Regions from separate parts of the Homo sapiens genome. Here region 2 is linked to region 1. A link is an interaction called in ENCODE POLR2A ChIA-PET data of the cell type or tissue named here. Cell type or tissue: HCT116. All regions are shown on one strand. Links, peaks and the distances in the headings refer to the core of each region. The heading gives the core; the rest is flanking DNA. Region 1 overlaps PCDH7 (protocadherin 7). Region 2 overlaps PCDH7 (protocadherin 7).

What was found. ChIA-PET counts read pairs that join two places held together with the same protein. Peaks named below come from ENCODE experiments on the same cell type or tissue, not always from the same donor. Only the 100,000 strongest peaks of a DNase experiment are listed, where the experiment ranks them.
Region 2: POLR2A ChIA-PET joins it to region 1 with 7 read pairs; 3 of 35 experiments call an interaction of 5 or more read pairs at or near these places.

What each region holds. Positions count from the first base shown.
Region 1 is chr4:30,816,918-30,826,825 of GRCh38, forward strand. The region is part of intron 1 of PCDH7 (protocadherin 7); the gene reads left to right. Among named protein-coding and RNA genes, the nearest start is that of PCDH7, 100 kb to the left of the region's middle. In HCT116, for the core only: no CTCF peak of the experiment used is centred there; DNase peaks (open chromatin) are centred at 4,564 and 5,184; H3K4me3 peaks cover 3,003 bases; H3K27ac peaks cover 8,000 bases.
Region 2 is chr4:30,875,813-30,885,720 of GRCh38, forward strand. The region is part of intron 1 of PCDH7 (protocadherin 7); the gene reads left to right. It also overlaps the pseudogene MTCYBP43. Among named protein-coding and RNA genes, the nearest start is that of PCDH7, 160 kb to the left of the region's middle. In HCT116, for the core only: no CTCF peak of the experiment used is centred there; no DNase peak of the experiment used is centred there.

The sequences.
Region 1 (9,908 bases), core at 1,049-9,048:
ATCAGCTGGCTTCATTATGAGTTAGCATAGTATCTATTCTTGCATCACTTTGCCAGAAATTCAGCGAGCACATAGAGAGTACAGACTGGTCATATCAAGAGAAGTCATTAACAATACCGAACATCCTTAGGTATTTGATTATTTGGCTATGCAATCTCTATTTTGAGGAATTTAAATAAAGAAATTCTCAAATAAAAGCATGACAGTTGTGATATAGGAGAAGAAAATGGCACCTGGACTTAGAAACCTGATTTAAATAGATGCAAGATATTTACTTGCTATGGGACCTTAAGCAGGTCATCTCACTTTTTGTAGCTTAGATTTTTCTTTTCCATCTATCTCATAGGATGTTGTGAGGGCTCAAGGATATACAGTTTCTGAGGCTTTTACTTATAGTGCTCAAGCATTTTAGATTCATTCTCTATGTTTCAGTATGCTGAGTTGTTATTTTAGTATTTTGAAATTTGGTTTTTAGATTTTAGTTTAATTATTAGTTGGTCCTAAGATAAGAGGCTGTGTTATGCATGAAACATTTGTTTCTTAATTTGTCCTTTTGTCTGCATATATCTGTTCTAAAAATGTCAATAAATAAGTAGGTGTGAAATATATACATAAGAATGAGATAAAGTAAATGGAACATTAGAGACTTATGTAATTTGTTGAAGAACATGCAGTTTTTAATACTCATCCTTCTGAGACGACTATTCAACCTCTGGGAAAATTGACCTGTCAGCATTTTTCAGGATATGGTGGATTTTTTTTTTTAGAGGGCTTTTGTTGTGGTTTCAGATCAGGTCATGCATGTTATTGTGTTGTTCTGTTTCATTTTCTACTATCTTTTCTGCCTGGCAAAGAGTATCTAAAAGACTCCAAATTGGTCTCCCTGCTTCCAACCCTGGCCCCTACAGCACTCTATTTTTAAAACCATAGCCAGAACACTTCTTTTAAAACACAATTCAAATTACTCCTCTGCTTAGATGCCTCCAGAGATTTTTTTCATCTCGTCCAAGTTAAAGCCAAAAGCTTCAAGGTCCTACAGGACCTGGTTTCTCAAGTCCACTCCTGCCACATTCTTCTCACTCAGCTTCAGCCACAGTGGCCTCCTCCTTGTTCTTGCAACAAGGCCAGGTCTAGTCCCTGTCTGGGATCTGTACCTGCTTAGCCTTTTGAGCCATTTCTTCCAAATTTCCTCAGAGCTCAATATGTTTCCTCCTTGAGGTCGTCTTAGCAGTGAGCTCCTTCAGATCACTCTATTTGAAATTGCACCTTCCTTCTATACCCCAAACCCGATTCTTCTTCCCTTCCCCTTAACCCAGCTTGGGATATATATGTATAGTGTATGTATGTGTGATATTTACCTATTTATTTAGCTTACTTCTTTCTCACCCATTAGAATCTAAGTTGCAAGAGGTTAGGAATGTCTATGGAGCGGAATAGGAAAATTATTTACTGTTTCTCAGCTTCCATATTTCTAGTTATCATATGCCAAAAGGAAGCCTTATGGTCAAGAAAATGAGTCTTCTCTCCATAATATGGGACTAGTTGTTTTTCACTTCTAAACACCAGATGATTTCTCCCTGTAATGAGAGAGCAGCTTTCCCCTTGAAGAGAATCTAACAATTCCAATGATCATAATTAATTCTCTATATATGTATATGTAACCATACAAACATAGTAACCCTCAGATTTGCTCCATAGAACTGGAAAATCAGGACTGACTAGGAGGATTTGCATTAGAATCTGGAACACCAATTTCCCAAGGCACTGTTTTTCCAATATATGCAGCTTAATGATCCCAGGAAACTAGCCCTGAAGGGATGATATGACCAATAATAAATAAGCATGACAATACCTGAAATCCAGTGGACTACTGGCAGGGAAGATTACAAAAATACTCATGACAATACCTGAAATCCAATGGACTACTGGCAGGGAAGATTACAAAACAGGGCTCAAAAGAGAGGTTTTCAATCTCTTTTATTTTCCCTACACTTATAGTTCTAAAATTTCATCTGATTGATTTTTGCTGTAATTGTTTCTATTCCTAACCATTTTGAGTTTCCATATTCTAACTGGAAAGGGAAAGACACCTTTCACAGTGCATCATTCCTGTTGTCACAGGATGAGACAGAGGTGGCTGACCTGTGATCCACAGAGCACAGAACATTGCTGAGTGCTTTTTTAAGGTGATGTGCTTCTTGTTTTCTGTGAGGGTACAGGAGCCACGACTCATAGTGGATAAAGTCTTCTAGAAATTTCCCATCATATGTATGAAGACCTTCAGTGTAAACAGTGTCTTTTAGGGAAGAAAAATAAGTGTCATGAGGATAAAAAGTTGTGGTGGGGAACCTAGGCCTGGCTCTCTGTGTTGCTGCATTGAAATTAGAGATTTCACTGGTTGGGTAGAGCGGTGCTGCTTTTTCTAGATCATTTAGATAGACTCTGATTTAAATATGTTACATGAAGGCTCTATTTAACTATATATACACTTTTTCATTCTCTTGGGATCTGATAATGTTTGGGTGGATTGTGTGATTAATTAAGTGCAGATGGTTTTGTGCTCATACAAGAGTTTAACATTGTTGGGGGAAATTGAATAGATAAAGTAAAAATAGACTTCGTTGCCGTTTTGCTAAGGACAAATTAAATGATTCATCTTCAGATTGTCTATCCCTGCCATTAATTTGATGGGGGTGTTATGATATGATAGTCTCTTGAATAACTAAGTTAAAGTTGGTTATGAAATTATTTGTTTAGTGGATTTTGCTCAGATCATTTTTCAATAGGTAGAAGTTTTCTGTAAGAAGGTGTGGTGAACAAATTTCTGTAATTGGGCCGGACAAAGAGCTCACTCTTTTTTTTAAAAGTAAATCCTATAGCAAATTATTCTAAAGATCTTTGGGAGAGGATGGGGGCAAATATGTGTAATGGTGCCTCTCCTATCTTCAAGAGCGGTAGTCTTGCCATAAACAAGTTCTGAATAAATCCTAGTTCAAAGCAGTAGAGCAGATAGGAAACATGTCCTGCCTTGTAAGGGTGCTCTAAATATGTTAATAGAGTCTTGAATTCTCATTAAGTCATTGACCAGAACAATTAAGAGAGTAAAAATGCTAATAGGTCAAGATTCAACATCCAAAATAATACTCTTGGACTTTCAATTAGCATTTTTAGGTAACTCAATGATAGGAAAATTCCTTTGCTATTAAAGAAAACAGCAACACAGAATACAGGAAAAGAGAGAGAAAATAATGGAAATGCTTTCAAAACAGGCCCAAAGTTGCAAAATAAATAGTAAAATAAAATAGATACTTTTTGTGTGTGAGAGAAAGTCCTTGTCTAAAAAGCCCCAGGAGGGGGCTAGTTTATCTTAGTTTTCTTAATTTTCATACTTTTGACTCAAGCATTTTTTTAAAAAATGAAAATAGTTCTTTTTGTAACTCTCTAGGAATATGTAGGAAGTGACACATTAAACTGAACGGTTCTTCATACTTAAGTTTGACCACTGTGAAGAGTCTGATTGGACAAGGAGTTGCGTATTTGACTACTTCTTGTGTATGAAGAACCACATTGGCAGCAAACAGTGAAAGATGATAAATCATATTCAAATGGATTTAAAAATAGTAATGTATTATTCTGATGAGAAACTGAGCATATTACTGTGACAAAGAGAAAACTGAAGTAAACAACACTAGTTTTTTTTTTAAGGAATGAAGAAGTTTTGAGAATATGTAGGTCACAACCATCACATCATATATAAATGATGATCAGACTATAAAAATACAGCTAATCTAGGAGAAAATGGGGAGGGGGACATGTTTTCATGTGAATATGAATATTTTAATGTGTAATTGATCTATTTAGTACATTTGCAAAAACACCACAAGCCACAGGACTTTATTAGCGATGACACATGAAGAAAATGCAATGTTCATAAATTACAGTAAAGAAAATTTGAGGGGTTGTTATTGCATTTTGCATGGTATTTTAAGTACAGGTTCTCACCTGCACTGTTCGTATAATGGAATTATTTTTCTGTGCCTCATTTAAAAAAAATGACACTAATGGCTTAAATATTGATACTGGAACATTATCACAATGTACAACACCTCTTGAGCACTTAATGTCAGTCGCTTGTGCTAAGGACTTATGAATTGTCACAATGACTGCGTGAGATAGGTACTGTTATTTGACCCATTTCGCAGATGAGGAACTGAGGCTTTGGGAGGTTAAGTCACTCTCTGCCTCCTTGTAACTGGTAAATGATCTCACTCTGTTCACTCTCAGGTATGTCTGATTCTGAAAATCAAGTCTTTACTATTCTACCTCCTCTTTGCAGATTCTGGAAAATCACCTAAAGTGTTGTTCTCCACATTGTCAGCCAAGCGATGGGTCAGATAAGTTTTATCCACTTTCTTGAACTTAGAGACTTCCAGAAGAACCAACATCATGCAGAGGAAAGGGGTCATCCCCATTTAGATGTGGGAGGAAAGATGTGCAATTGCACAGTTGACTCATGGTGTTTGGTGTGCCTGTAGCTTGGCACAATGTCCAGAAAATAAAAATGAGGCTAGACTGGTTCTGACATACAGCTAAGGATGGTGGCCTTCTCAAGGTCTCGTTCAGATGCTGGGCATAGCCCTGTGTGCTTAAGATTTCCCACCCCTTAGGCGGGCCTGAAATCGGTATAAGGCAGTGTTCCTCTTACTACAAATGCACTTGTCTTCTTAGTCTTAAATAAGAGATACCCTTGCTTCTTCACAGATTTCCTTAATAATCTTCAGTGATAAATGGTCTGTGTTCATGGGAACCCAGGGTTTTTAGGACACTGCTGCTGTATGCATGAAAGTTGAATTGCCGGAATTCAAAACTTTTTATTTAAACTCAAACCCATCCTTCTGCATACAATTTTATTGTTTCTAGGAATATTCAGTTGAAATGGCTTCTGCATACTGATGTAACAAGAATAGAAACAGTGGGAAGGATAAAATGTGTATCCCAGAGGCACTATTCAGAACCTTCTGAGCTATGTTCCTCGATGCTCAGTTTTTATTAACGGTTGAATTAAGAGTGAGATAAATTGAGTTAAGCCCTGTCTCGTAGCAGCATAGTAACTGGTGACCACAAACGATCGGTATCTCAGATATTGGGTGATGGCACAGACATAGTAAGTCCTTAAAGGGCAGGTCTGTAATCCGAGCATTTCCTCTCTCTTCCAGGCATGACTAATTAAACTCCTTGATAGTGAGGTCATGAGAGTGCCCTCCCATCCTAAGCAAATTCATTTTCAAAGAGCACCTACTTTCACATTTATTTGCAAGCAACTTCTATTATTTAATTTCATTTACTCAAAATAATGAGTAAAAATTTGAAGCTTTGCCTGATGGGGGACTGGATGCTATCAAAGTATTAGAGTGCAGGCCAGCGACCGCTTGGTTTGGAATGCCACACGCCACATCCAGAGACCTTTTCTCATTGTTGTGTTGCATTAAACAGCGACAGCCTGGCACAGAGTAACAGTGAGCTGCGTAAAAGGTCAGGTGCTGCATTTTCATCTTTGGTTTGTGTTATTATTTTTCTGCCTGTTAAATGGTGCTGTAAGCCTTAAATAGCTACTTTACATTCCTGTGGGGATATTGTGTGCATTTTGATGAATCCGTCATGGTTTACTTATTTTGTGCTTCCACCTCTTTATATTAAAAATTTATATTTTTTTTTAGTTAGACATTTCAAATACTGGGCTTTTAAACACTGGTGCTTCTTGTGGTCATTGCACAAGAAAGATTGCCTTTATTACAGAATGCAACTGTGGGGAGTGCGCAGAGGATAATCTACACAAGATCTTAAAACCTGGATATTATTCCTGGACTACCCCTCTGTTTTCTAAAGAACCCATTTGACTTTCAGTTTACTAGTGGTAACAGAAACCTTTAGAAATAGTGTGTAGAATTAATTCTCTTTTGAAAGCAACAGGATCCTTCTCATGCATTTTCCTTTTCTTCATTTGCAGCGTTTTGCGTTTTATATGTGAGTAAGAACGGGAAAAAAAGTAAGCATTAAATAGCAAAGATAAAAGCCTTAGAGCCCAGATGCAGAGGCAGTTGACAATACAGGCATCACCAGAAATGAGCTTTGCACGGATATTCATCTAGTGAACAGTTTGGTTACTGTATGTGATATTTATAACACATTAAAACATGGAGATTGTCCTGTGCAAGCTTTTTGGCACCCTTTTGCTTCGCAGGGTTGATAACATGGTTGGCTTAACAACTTTCAGCTGGTAAAAATATGGAGGCATGATTTGGGTCTTCTGATTTATCTCCTTTTGTTGTTGTTGCTTTCTTCTTATCTCTTTCACTCCGATGCCTATGTCCTTTGGTATTTCTCATAGCTTGACATGTAGCGGTAATGGTTCTATTAGCTGTGGAAAATCTGCTGAGCTTGCTCTTCAAGGCAAGCATGTCGTCACCGGTACTTTTTGCAGTTCCTTATTAGTACGTGCCCTTTACTGACTCTGCAAGAGCCATCACCTAGAATTAAACATTTTCTGCTAGACCTGTCCTTACTCTGTGCAAAATGATTATAGTCCATTATGCCACCTCCTTGCTGACAGCCAGATACTGCTGAGATTACAATAAAGTCCCTGCAAATTCAAATATGATGCTACCTCGGCGTACAGGGGTCTTTGATAGCGAGAACCATTTGAAGAAATGCCTTCCAGAGATCAGAATATGAGACGCTTCTTGAAATCATATTATGGAAACACCTGGTTACTATTAGATTGATAATATCAAGAGCTAGGATCTTGGGGGTTAGATTAGTAGAAAGGCTAATGCTCTTAAATTATCCTAGAATAGGATAGGGCTAACTCAGCATAGGTCCGAAAGTGCTGCCTCTGCAGAACAAATAGCACCCAACCAAAAATGAGAATTTCCAATTTCTCTAATTTTAGGGTTATCATTTACATTTCACTCCAAAAGTGCTTTTCTTGTTTAGCTCAGCAAAAGCAGTTTCCTTTTATTCCTCATCAAATTTGGAATAAAGAACCCAGAATCTGGAGAAGCCAGTAAGTTCCAAGGATTTCACAGAAATATCAGTCATAGCAAAGGCAGAGCCACTCTTGATGGTTGGCTGTCTGATAGTCTGTAATTAAAGCGGGGTTTCTTTTCTTTCTTTCTTTCTTTCTTTCTTTCTTTCTTTCTTTCTTTCTTTCTTTCTTTCTTTCTTTCTTTCTTTCTTTCTTTCTTTTTGCTTCCCTCATATATGTGATTCTCCTTCTATCTTCTGGGAAATCTTTCTCTTTTAGCTCTTCTTCATAAAGCTGACCTCATATTTTCTGTAGTCATTGCCCACCAAGTGTAGCCTGTGTGTGTTCTCCCTCCATTCAAAAATTTAAACACAAGCTCTGAAATCTGATTTAATGTTCTCCTGGGAAACTTCAGATTTGTAGTTGTAATATTTCACGGAGAGATATCACAGGCAACTCAAAGACATTATTTTCCTTTAAAAATGAATACACTCAAGTATTAAACATCCTTTTTGGATGGATGGTATACGTTAACTTTGCCATTCAAAAATGAAGCCCCCAAACCAATCACAACTAGTTGATAGAGATATATCCCAAGAATTACTGAAGGACAAAGGAGTGATATTGCCTTACCTTGGCGCAGTGGCTACTCTAGGGGAGAAGGTCTTTGACTATGATCAAGAGTACGGTTTTATCAGGCAGAGTAGGAGGAAACAATACAGGCCCGGTTTTAGCAACATGAAAGGGATTTTGGATTGTTCAGGATTCTGTTGTGGTTGAGGAAGCAGAGCACATTGCAGAATATTTGGGCTGACAGGTACTTGGGGTTTTCTGAATACTGTAGAAACGTGCTTCGACTTTGTAGGAAATAGAAGCTATCAACAGCTTATAAATAGTAATTATTTGAGATCTGTGTTGTAGGAAAATAATTCTTGCAGTAGATGGTTTGGGAAGACAAAATTCAGTGGCACAGAGGCTGGAGTGGGGCTTAGGAGACAGAGGATGAATACCCTGACAAATAAAATGGTGAAAGAGGGATGAGGTGAGATGTACAAGGCATATATAAAGTTGAATGGATAGCGCTTGGTGAATAGATGTGGATGTGTTGTATTCATGAGGACAACCCATACCATTTATTTTAAGGTTCCTGTTTTAGACAATGGAGTAGAAGATGTTTCCAATATCTGACACAAAGAGTACCACATTAGACACTAGGTAATATGACCATTGCTTTCCTTCCTCCCTCTAGTGCTTTGACATTGTTGAGTCATGCCTCAGCTATGGACAAGGCATATTATTTATGTGATCCACTTTTCAGTGTTAACTTTGAAAATCTGTGATATGAACCATAAGATTATCAATATTATGTTTTGGTGTAATGTAGTACCATTTCTAACTTACACTTTACAGAATGTTTTGATAGAACTAAACTTTCAGTATGTTTTATCTTTTTTTGTTGTTTTTTCTCCTCCCTTAGTGTATTGCCCATGAACCTTTAGGAATCCTAAGATAGATCAATGCCACATTAAAATTTAAGGAACTACTTCATCAAAACCACATGCTTCATTTCCTGAGGATTGTCAGCAAGCCAGATAAAAGAAAACATGTCAGAAATCTGTATTGCTGTTATTGATGCTTCTTGCTTAACTGCTGCATTACTGTGATGGTGGTCCTAAGTAGTTTCCTTTCCATAAAAGCTCAAAGAATGCATGCAGCAATGACAAGGAATGGGTCAAAATTTCATTGGGGACTTTTGAGAAGTGACCACAGTGGTTTAAGTGCTTAAGTTCTTGGATCATTTCTAACATATCAAAAGGTATTAATGTACTTTTGTATGGCTATTTTTTTTACTGTTTTAAAATTCTAAAATGGCAGGTCAGACTAGGCCAAGCATTGACAGGCTTTTAAAATTAATGTTTAATAAGATGGGGTGGCTGCCAGTACCTTAAAAGAATAGTGAATATGACTTGGATAAATGTAGCATATTCTTTAAATTTGGCTTCTGGCTTGTAGATGGATATAGAAGCTGTTCTCGCCTTCCCTCTCTGTCCTTTCTTCTTTCCTCCCTTTTTCTCTGCCATTTCTTCTTCCTTTCTTTCAAGCATCATTGCTGCCTCTTTCTCACTCTTTGTGCCCCAAAGAAGGCTTCACTCTTAAGGATGATCCTTCTTTAAAACACAATGGCAGATCATAAGTTCTATTCCATTCGATAACCTCATTAAAGCCATGGCAACACTACTGCTTATTTATTTCAAGGACCTATATTGAGTTTAGAATCATAAATATTCATTACAAATTTCGTGAAAGGGAAGCAGAACTGATAGAAAGTCAGTGTATTTTGTCATATTGTGGTTAGGATTCTCTGGGACATGGATTATATACATAAATAAAACAAATGCACTGAACATTCAGACAGCCTTGGAACAGTGCCTTATGGGAGTAAACATATGCTTTTAAAAAATGCATCACAGTAATACAGTTTATCAATAATCCACCCTCGGTCCAACTGAGTCTCCAGCATATCTAGTATATTAGAAGCCATTCTGGAACTTATTCCCAGCATGCTCCACTTCGGGCAATAATTGACCTATGCCATCACTGTGGAAATAAGAGGCAGGAGGTTTCTTCTTTGGGGGATTCACCCAGAAATGGATATGCCTCATCAAGAAAGTCTAGAGATTTTCAAACTACCCAATGTTGTAGACCATGACGCTTACAAGAGGGTGTCATCTGAGGAGTCCTAGGGGTCCTGTAATCTGACTATTGATTACCCTCAGGAAATTTTTATCTTACTTTATTTTTGAGACAGGGTCTCGTTTTGTCACCCAGGCTGGAGTATAGCAGCACCATCTCTGATCACTGCAGCCTAGACAACCGGGGATTA
Region 2 (9,908 bases), core at 1,115-9,114, 59 kb after region 1:
ATTTATTCACTTAGCAAAGATTTATTAAGAAGTCCTGATGTTGGCTCGACATTAGGCTATTAATTTCAACAGGATCTGTGAACGTTTTCTTCTGTCATGTGAGATAGAGTGAAAATTAAATTCACTGGTTTTAAGTAGTATGCTGTTAAAAAGTTATGTAAGTAGTTTCTGAGGTCATGTTGGTCTCCAAGGAGTATTTGTTAACTGTAACCAAGTAGATCTGTAATATGTCTAAGTACTGATGGTGTTCTGTAATATCAGTAAAGCATTAGTCATATGAAATCTGAATCAGCATTTTTCCTCCACCTAATTCCTGGCCACTCACATGTTTGTCAGCTAGAGAAGGTAACAGGCTGCAATATGCATTAAGATCAACCTATAGTGTTAATATTCTTACCTGTTGTCATCTAGTGAATAGGAAAACATATCAGAATGGAAATTATGTACAGGCAAAGTTTTAGTAAACATATATGAAGTAAGTGATATTAAATGTGTATTTATTTGGGGCTTAACGTACATAAAATGTGAGAAGTTAAAATGACTGTTCTTGTGATATTACATTTTTATACTTAAGATCAAGAAAAGTTTTCAAGTAAAAACACTGTAAAAATTTTTAAATAAATTGATATTGGTAGTAAAAAACAATAAAAACATTTGTGTAGGTGGTAATAGTACAGATGCATTCATTATACGTGATTCATTTGGAAGGATACTTTGTTATAATACTGTACATTTGTATTATAATATCACATGCAAGTTTTATGGTGTGTTTATTAAGACTTTTAGTTTAAAAATACTTTAGACCTCAGGGAATGGGTATTTAATATGTGAAATATTATAAGATCATTAGGAAGTGAAGCAAAGGTACATAAGGTGGAGATGTGAGTCATTTACCTGTAACAAATAATTTGTTTTATTATTATTATCATTACTATTATTTTTTACTTTAAGTTCTGGAATACATATGCAGAATGTCCAGGTTTGCTACATAGGTATACATGTGCCATGGTGGTTTGCTGTACCTGTCAATCTGTCATCTAGGTTTTAAGCCCTGCATGCATTAGGTATTTGTCCTAATGCTCTCTGTCCCCTTTCTACCCACTCCCAGACAGGCCCCGGTGTGTGATGTTCCCCTCCCTGTGTCCATGTGTTCTCATCGTTATGATGAATAATTTATAATATCTCCCGCACAGTCCCTGATAGGGATTAATGCTTTCTTGTTTTCAATTTTTTTCCTGCAGACTAAAGTCATCTTAGTAGTGATTGAGAAGCATTATGAAAGTATTTTGTTAAAATATTAGTGAATATTAAAAGAAAAAATACTTCTTAGGATGTAAGGACAAAGTTAAACTAGGGTTGATGGTTTGGGGAGTGTGGAAAGAATAACAACAAAAAAAGAAAACAAAAGCTAGACAGGCCAGAGCTAAGCAAAAGTTGGACCAATGTGTGGAAGGTAAATGCCTATTAGGGAGGACAAGAACTCTCTATCTGGTATCAAAATCCGAAAATAATTAGGACAGAAATGTGAAAAGTGTCAGGAAGTGGTAAAAGTCTTATAAAAAGGAAATTACTCTGGCACCTCGTAGTGTATTGATTAGTGAGAGATGGGCAGTAAGAAGAGGAAGTTGTAGCTATCAAAGAAAGACATGCCTAAGGCAACCGTGCTTTTGTGTAATAAAAATAAAATAAAATACGGTTTGAACTGAAGGAAAGGAGGCAGCAGGCCCATGGTCTAGACAGATCACCTATCCCTCTGTCTCCTTCCGACTGGCTCTCTCTTCATCATGCAGGCAATTTCCATTTCTAATATCAGTGCTCAGGAATATGACTTTCAACTGTATCCTATTCTTTTTTCCATAATTTAGTTTTCCTAAAATTTCATTCTTATTTTTATGCTGGTAACTACATGGTATTCAGTGGAAAATTTCATACATATAGCTTTAGGCAGAATTTTCTGTTCTTAGGTAATTTACATTGGAATCAACAGATGGAGATGGAAATATGCCAGTGCCAATTCTTATCTGGATATGGAAATCTAGTTGGTTAGATAAGTAAAAGTTTTGAGGATAGTTATTTGTTATTTTTCTTAATGGGAACTCTGAATTGCCATGGTGCCTTATTTTATTTTGTTTATAGCAAAAATAACTCACTATGAGAAAAATGAGGTAGAAGAGTTTATTTATAGATAGGCTTATATCAGAAGAAAAGTGTGTGAGGAAGAGCAGCAAATACTGGATTGATATGGTAATTAAGATGTGGATTCAGTTGTGTGACTTAGACCCAACATAACACTGGCTTATACAAAGGAGGAATGTTATTTCTCTCACACATTAATAGGGCACCATGCTGGTGCAATGGGTTGACTCTATGATTTTAGGTGAGGCCTCCTTCTGTCTTAATGCTTCACCACCCTTAAAGAGTTGTGAGGTCTGGATTTCAGTCAGTGGAGAGTAAAGGGCAAGGGAGTCCACTTCTGGACTGTTGGAAGCATGATCCGATTTTCACACATTACTTCTGTGCACATGCTATTGCCCAGAAATTATAATCAAATGGGTTTACCTAGGTGGAAGGAAGGTTAGGAAGTGTCTTTCTGAGCTTCCATGGAGTTCTTGTACTAGGAGGGAGAATGGTAGAATGAAGATTGAGGACAGCCAATGGACCTTTCCGAAACTGAGGTTTTGAATAACGTGATGCAAAAGGAGAGGAAGCTGGGCATCCAGATGGTCATCTAAGGCAGAACTGTGCTGCTAGCTTGGATCACTCACCCCCAGTCTATGATATAAAAGAAATATTTGGGGGGCCAAGATAGGCAGATCACCTGAGGTCAGGAGTTCAAGACCAGCCTGGTCAACACGGCAAACCCCCCGTCTCTACTAAAAATACAAAAATTGTCTGGGTTTGATGGTGGGCGCCTGTAATCCCAGCTACTCTGGAGGCTGAGGCAGGAAAATCGCTTGAACCTGGGAGGTGGAGGTTGCAGTGAGCTGAGATTGTGCCATTGCACTCCAGCCTGGGAGACAAGTGTGAAACTCTGTCTCAAAACAAAGAGAAAAAAAACAGGAAATACCTTTCCATTATTTCAAGCCACTATTTTCATGTGTTTTCTTTTCGTTGTTGTTTGCAGTCTTCGTTGCAGCAACCTAGCTACCAGTCACCTAACTAATATAGCTAGAAGGGGAAAAAATATCCAAGTATATCCTCTAATAGTATTTATTAAAATATATATGTGAAATATTATAAGATCATTAAGAAGTGAAGCAAAGGTAAAGCCACTGAACTTAGAGGGAGATGGAGGTTTCTCTGGAAATAATCAGTTAATATAAAAAATCCAATTCTTTCCTCCTGTTTTCCTCCCTCCCTCCCTTTATTCCTCCTTCTCCTGCTTCCTCCATCTTCCCTCCCTCTCTCTTTTCTTCTTTCCTTCTCTCTTTCCTTTCTTCTCTACTTTCTTGGTTCTTTCCTTTTTTCCTCCAATAAACAAGTTGAAACAATTATCTGATTCTTATTTCTAGACAAAAAAAATCAAAAGTGATTATTTTCCAGGATTAACAAAACTGTGCATTAAGAGGAAATTCTTTAGATCAGATGATTTTAAATTTTAGAACCGTGATCACACAAGTCATATTAGAGTATTTTTTTTTGCAAAATTTCTCTCTTAAGCCCCAAATTCTTACCGTTTACGTGACAGTATCCTTGAAACTTTATAAATTGGCCTTTTACATTCAAGTCTGTCTGTACTGAACCTAATTGTCATATCATGGAGATATGTTTCTTGCATCTAATTCTCATTTGGATTATGCTTCCTCACAGGGACCCTGACCACTGAACAATAAAGCAATTATCGCCATGATGATATGCAATATTGAGCAGATTATATCATGCTTAATTTTACATATTCATAACCCTGCCACTTGCAGATACTGACATCATACTGAAGCTGGTTTTGATTAGATAAATAGAAAATGGAAATTCTGAAAAACACAGTAGCATCCCTTGTTTCTTGATTTTCTCTTTAAAGATTAAATTTCTTCTGGTTGCTACCAGTTAATAACATTTTTTGGATTATAGACCTCTTTGATAATTTGATAAAAGATAGAAGCCTTTTCTTGGGGAAAAATTACCCTGATACATGTTTCTAAAATATTTTGCATACTTCAGTTTTTAACAGATTCCCTAAACCCCACTCATAGTTTCCACTTCATAACCCAATGTTTGGAACCCCCACTCTTAGTCAGTATACCAGATTGACTCATGGAATATTTAATGGAATGTCCTCTAGGTATTTCATAGCTTAGGATGAATTTTAACTTCTTGGGAAAATGCAATACCTAGGAACAGTTGAAGAGAGCCAAGAGGTTTAACTAACTATGGTAAAATAGTCAATGGCAAAAGGCAATATATGTTGCTTCCTCTAAGGGTCTTTAAGGTGTAAGTGGTCATTATCCATAGTACTGAAAAGCAAAGCTACAAAAGAAAAAAAAAAAAACCCTCCTCAGCTTTACTATAGAAAGTCCATATTACAAAGGACTCCTTATATAAAGAGCTTAATTAAAATATTCTCCATAACCAAATCTGCATTGCATAGTTAAAGCAGTATGTAGAATATGTGTAACTGTTGTGGGACACAGAGGTATCATAGTTGTGATTCAGTGAAAAACAATGAAATCAGTATTAGCACAGCTCAATATAAACACCTCTGCACTGAATTTCTAATAAAGTTCTTTATGCACTGAGGTATCATCTACTTTCTGTCATACAACCTGAAGCAAACAAAACAAAACAAACATAAAAACAGGAGTTCTATCTTCTTGCCTATTTATTTCCATTTTTCTCTCTTACTGTCCTATTTATTTCTTTAAGCTCCATCAAAACTCAAAAAGGCCAACCTCTCCTTTTTGGCAAAAATGCAAGCAAATAGTTTCCTTTTTGAGAAACAAAAAATAATATAGAGTAACACAGATAAGAACAAGGAGAAGTGAATTATGGTAAACCAAACACAGAGAGTATAAAAATGAATTGATTGGCGTACTTAAATGAAAGCCAAGAGGCAGAGTCTTGTCAGGAGTATGGCTGGAGCTGGAGACTCAAACAATGACATCAAGACTGGGTAGCTTCTTTTGTTTTCCTTGCTTTACTCTGTGTTACATTCACTGTTTGTCTTCTCCAGTGGACTCCCCAAAGTCAGATTTTCACTTTCTCAACTCCAAGACCATCAGATTAGCTTTCATTAAATCAAACCAGTTCACATACATTTCCTGAATCAAATTTGTTGAACAGTATGAGATGGACTTATAGAACATCTCCTCAGTCTTGACCAATCACTCTGGCAAGGTAAATGGGGAAACAAAATTGATCCTGTTACCAACCCTGGAGCTTTTGGTGCCGTCAGCAGGTCACCACAGAGACAAGGAGTAGGACAGGAGTATTTTACTTAAAAACTGTAAGTTTCAAACTGCTTGAACCCAGGAGGCTGCAGTGAGCTGAGATTGCATCGCTGTACTCCAGCCTGGGTGATAGAGCAAGACTCCATCTCAAAACAAAACAAAACAAAACAAAACCCAGAACAAACTATAAGTTTCCTTACTACAAGAAGGGAGGATGCTGGTCAAAGTCAAGAACAACTGCTCACATCTAAAGACACATGCATAAAAACAAACATGCACATTTACAGCAACCAGAGATCATTGAGGAATTCATGTCATCTCTAGCACAAATTAGGAAGCAATTTTGCTGAGTTCTAGTTGTCTTTTACCACCGTTTCTAGCTTTTTGACTGCAGTTAGGTCTCTTAACAGCTTTGGAATGCAGTTTTTGGGTGCCTGAAGGAGCCTTTTCATTTAAGAAATTACTTTGCCCAGAAAATTGAAAAGTGCTTTCAATAAGACACCATCTGCTGCTCTCATATTAAGTTAAAACTGGCGAAAATGGAAATCTTCCTTTATGTGACTTGCAGGTTCCACCTTCACATTTTTAGCAGCGTTCTAAACGAACCCTTCAGAAATAGTCCTTGAATTGATGGGTTTGGAGTTCTGTGCCTATTCCTTAATCTGAAGTATTTTTTTCAATTTAATTATTTATTTTAGCAAAGCTGAGATATAAATGTGGATTATATATAAAGTAACAGATAACAACTGGCTAAAAAGCAGAGGGGCACCCTTAAAGGCTACCAAGTGTGAAACATGAGTCTTATTGTAGATGTCACAATTTGGAGCTAGTAATTCTGAGAAGTCCTTTCTCTTCCTCCTCCTCTTCCTACCTCTCATCCTCCTCCTCCCCTGCTTCCTCCCCCTCCTCCCCCTCCTCCTCCTCCCGTTTCTCTCCCTCTTCCTCCCCCTCCTTTTCCTCTCCTTCCTCCCTCTCTTCCCCTTCCTCTTTCCCCTCCCCTTCCTCCTCCTCTTCCTTTTAACTCCTCCTCCTCCTCCTCTTCTTCTTCATCTTTGTCTTCATCTTCATCTTTGTCTTCTTCTTGGAGAAAGGGTCTTGTTCTGTAGCTTAGGTTGGAGTGCAATGGGGCGGTCATAGGTCACTGCTGCCTCAAACTCCTGGGCTAAAGCAGTTCTACCCCAGCCTCCCAAGTAGTTGGGATGACAGACGCACAACCATGCCTGGCTAATATGTTTTGTTCTTTGTAGAGACAGGATCTCACTGTGCTGCCCAGGCAGGTCTCCAGCTCCTGGTTTCAAGCCTGTCTTATCCTCCCAAAGTGCTGGGATTACAAGTGTGAGCTACTGCACCTGGACTGAGCATGCTTTTCTAGTGTTTCAGAGGATGTTAAATACAAGGTTATTTTCTTCGTACCAGTTGGTAAAATAAATACAATATGCACTTGGTGTTTCTATCATCTCTATGTGTTAGTCATGTGGGGAAATAAATCTTTCATTGCATGCTTTACTCTTTGAAGAGTTGAAAGAAGATAAAAACAAAGTCATACTTTTGCTTAGGGAAGTCACTGCCTTAGCAATAGCTGCAATTACTTGAGAATGACCCCATGCCAAAAGTTAGTAGTATATGCTTCTTATACTTCCCAATATCTTCATATATCCAAATATCTTCATAGATCTGTGTTAACCTTACTCCATTTTCAAGCTCTTCATAATTTCCATTTTATCACTTGAGACTCTTATTGACCCAGCCACATAATAAAGGTTATCCCATGGTCTCAAAGAGCGGCAATTTCCCTTTCAGTGTGATACATATTTTGCCTTCTTCTCTGACACTGTGCCATATCTTTTGTTGGCATTGGATTCTGTCAAGTGTGTGCACATGTGCACACATGTGCACGGGCACACACACCCACTTATCCTTTCCCTGGACTATTTCTCTAAATCACTACACTGACTTTTGCCTAAATGGCTCAGAATCCCACGGAGGTAATTCGAGAGAAAGAAATGTTATCTTCTCTTTTATAGAGGAAAAAACCTAGGAACATAAAATTTAATTGATATGTCAACTCATTCAGCTTGTTAGTGATGGTATAACCATTACCAAGCCAAATTCTCCCAGTACTTACTGAGAATGTGATAAAGAATAGAAAGCTGCACACTGCCTCGCTTACATGTATAACTTTTTTTGTTTTCCTTGAAATATGTGTAGGTCCAAGAAATCATGACCTCAGTGGTTCAGTGAATCAGTATGTATTTGTTTGACTATCACACCAGCATGACGAATGTAACGTGGTACTTACTTTGTTTCTAACATTTTTGCTGCTACAGACATTAAGAAATACAATTTCCATGGCAACCCCAAAGACCCATGGATACCCACATGCACAATATGACTGTAACACTTTCATCCAATAGTATTTGCTTTTACTTCACGTGATGTACACTGATATTTTCTCCTCTCTTCTCCTTTTTTAATTTTTGCAAAGGCTAGGTTAAAATCCACTAAAATGATTTCATGACTTGCTAAATTTTGTAACCTATAATATGTTGAACACTGATGTAATGGAAAAGTAAGAGCTATTGTGTCAGGGAGGTATCATTTCAGGTCCTCTTGGTTTTGCCATTTCCTGACTGTGCAAATTTGAATGATCAACATGACTCAGTTTTTCTGACTGTGATGTGGGAAAACACTTCTTGTGGAGTTGAAGTGAACATTGAGGTAACTGTGGCAGCAGCCAGTATTCCTTCCTCTTTATTGACAAATTGGTTCCTTTAACATTTTCCTCTCCTTTTGTAACTTTTAATTCCTATGGGAGGCAAGAGGAAAAGTACTTTTTCCTGGTTGCCCTATTTTCTATTTATTTTAATATTACATATTAAATAAGGAGGCTTCCTTCATTCAGAACAAATTCTAAATACCATGACCAATAATTTGGGCACATAATGATAAAGTTAATAGCTGAAATTTTTGAGCACCTTATTACTCGCCAAACACTGTACACACCATTTTTGTGAATCCTAACAGCATCTATGTGTGGTAGGCATTTTTGGCACTGATATTTTATAAACAGAAAAAAGCAGGAAGTATTTTGCACAAGGTTATGGTCCCAGAATTCAAGCTGAGGCAATGTGATTTCCAGCTTTGCGTGTTGACGGTGAAGCTGGAGTGCTTTTTCCCTGAGTTATCCTGGGGAGGGGACTGGTTTACAAGACCAGATTATTGAATTATACTACAAGGGCATTTTCATTTAGGTAGTTTATTTTCAATTAGGGTAGTGCATAGTATGAGAGTGAGGATAGTAGAGAAGTACATAATGGATGCTGTCTGTCCGATGGTAATAAAAGAGCATTCGGCTGACTGCCCTCTGATTTATGTGAATGTAAACAGGGCAGCCACTAAGATTCAGAATAGGCATTGACTTAATGGCCCGAATATTACACTTTGTTGTTTAGACATGTGACGTATGGGAATAACTGCTAAAATGAGAATGGAGAATACAAGGGCCAGAACGCCTCCTAGTTTGTTAGGGATGGATCTTAAGATTGCATATGCAAACAAAAAGTCTCACCCTGGTTTAATGTGGGGTGGGGTATTGAGGGGGTTGGCTAAACTGTAATTATCTGGGTCACTCAGGAGGTCAGGCAAAAATAGTACTAGAGTTATTAAGGAGGAGGAGGAAAATGAAACCTAGAATATCTTTAGTTGTAGGGTAGGAGTGGAAAGTGATTTTTATGGGGGTCTGATGAAACCCTTAAAGGGTTATTAGATCCTGTTTCATGTAAGAATAAAACGTAAATAATTGCTAGAGCTGTAATGATGAAGGGTAAGATGAAATGGAAGGGGAATTATCTTGTAAGGGTGGCTTTGTCAACTGAGAATCTGCCTCACATTCATTGTACAAGGTCAGTTCCAATATATGGGATGGCTGATAGTAGATTTTTAATTACTCTAGTGCCTCAGAATGATATTTGGACTCATGGGAGCACCCTTGCTTTCCACACAATCAACTGTTTGTCCTTTGTTACATTTTGATTAAGAGACAGGGTACCATAGTGATTAAAACACAGACTCTGCAGCCACGTTGCCTCAGTTCCACTTCTGGCTCTGTCACTTGTTAGTGTGAAATATCAGAAGAGTCTCTGAAACTGTTTTATCCTATGTGGTAATTTCTGATATGATATATGTTGAGTGTTGGGTGAATCAAATGAATTAATAAGGGCAAAACACTAATATTGGCACATGGTTCCTAATGAGCACGATGTGAGTGTTAGTTATTTCTTCAGTCTCTTTCAAGATAACCTTTATTTCTTCTCACGATACTGTCTCTCTGTGTGTGTGTGTGCATGTGTGTGCAGTTTAAAAGCTCTGCAATGCCATCCCCATCAAGCTACCAATGACTTTCTTCAAAGAATTGGAAAAAACTACTTTAAAGTTCATATGGAACCAAAAAAGAGCCTGCATCGCCAAGTCAATCCTAAGCCAAAAGAACAAAGCTGGAGGCATCACTCTACCTGACTTCAAACT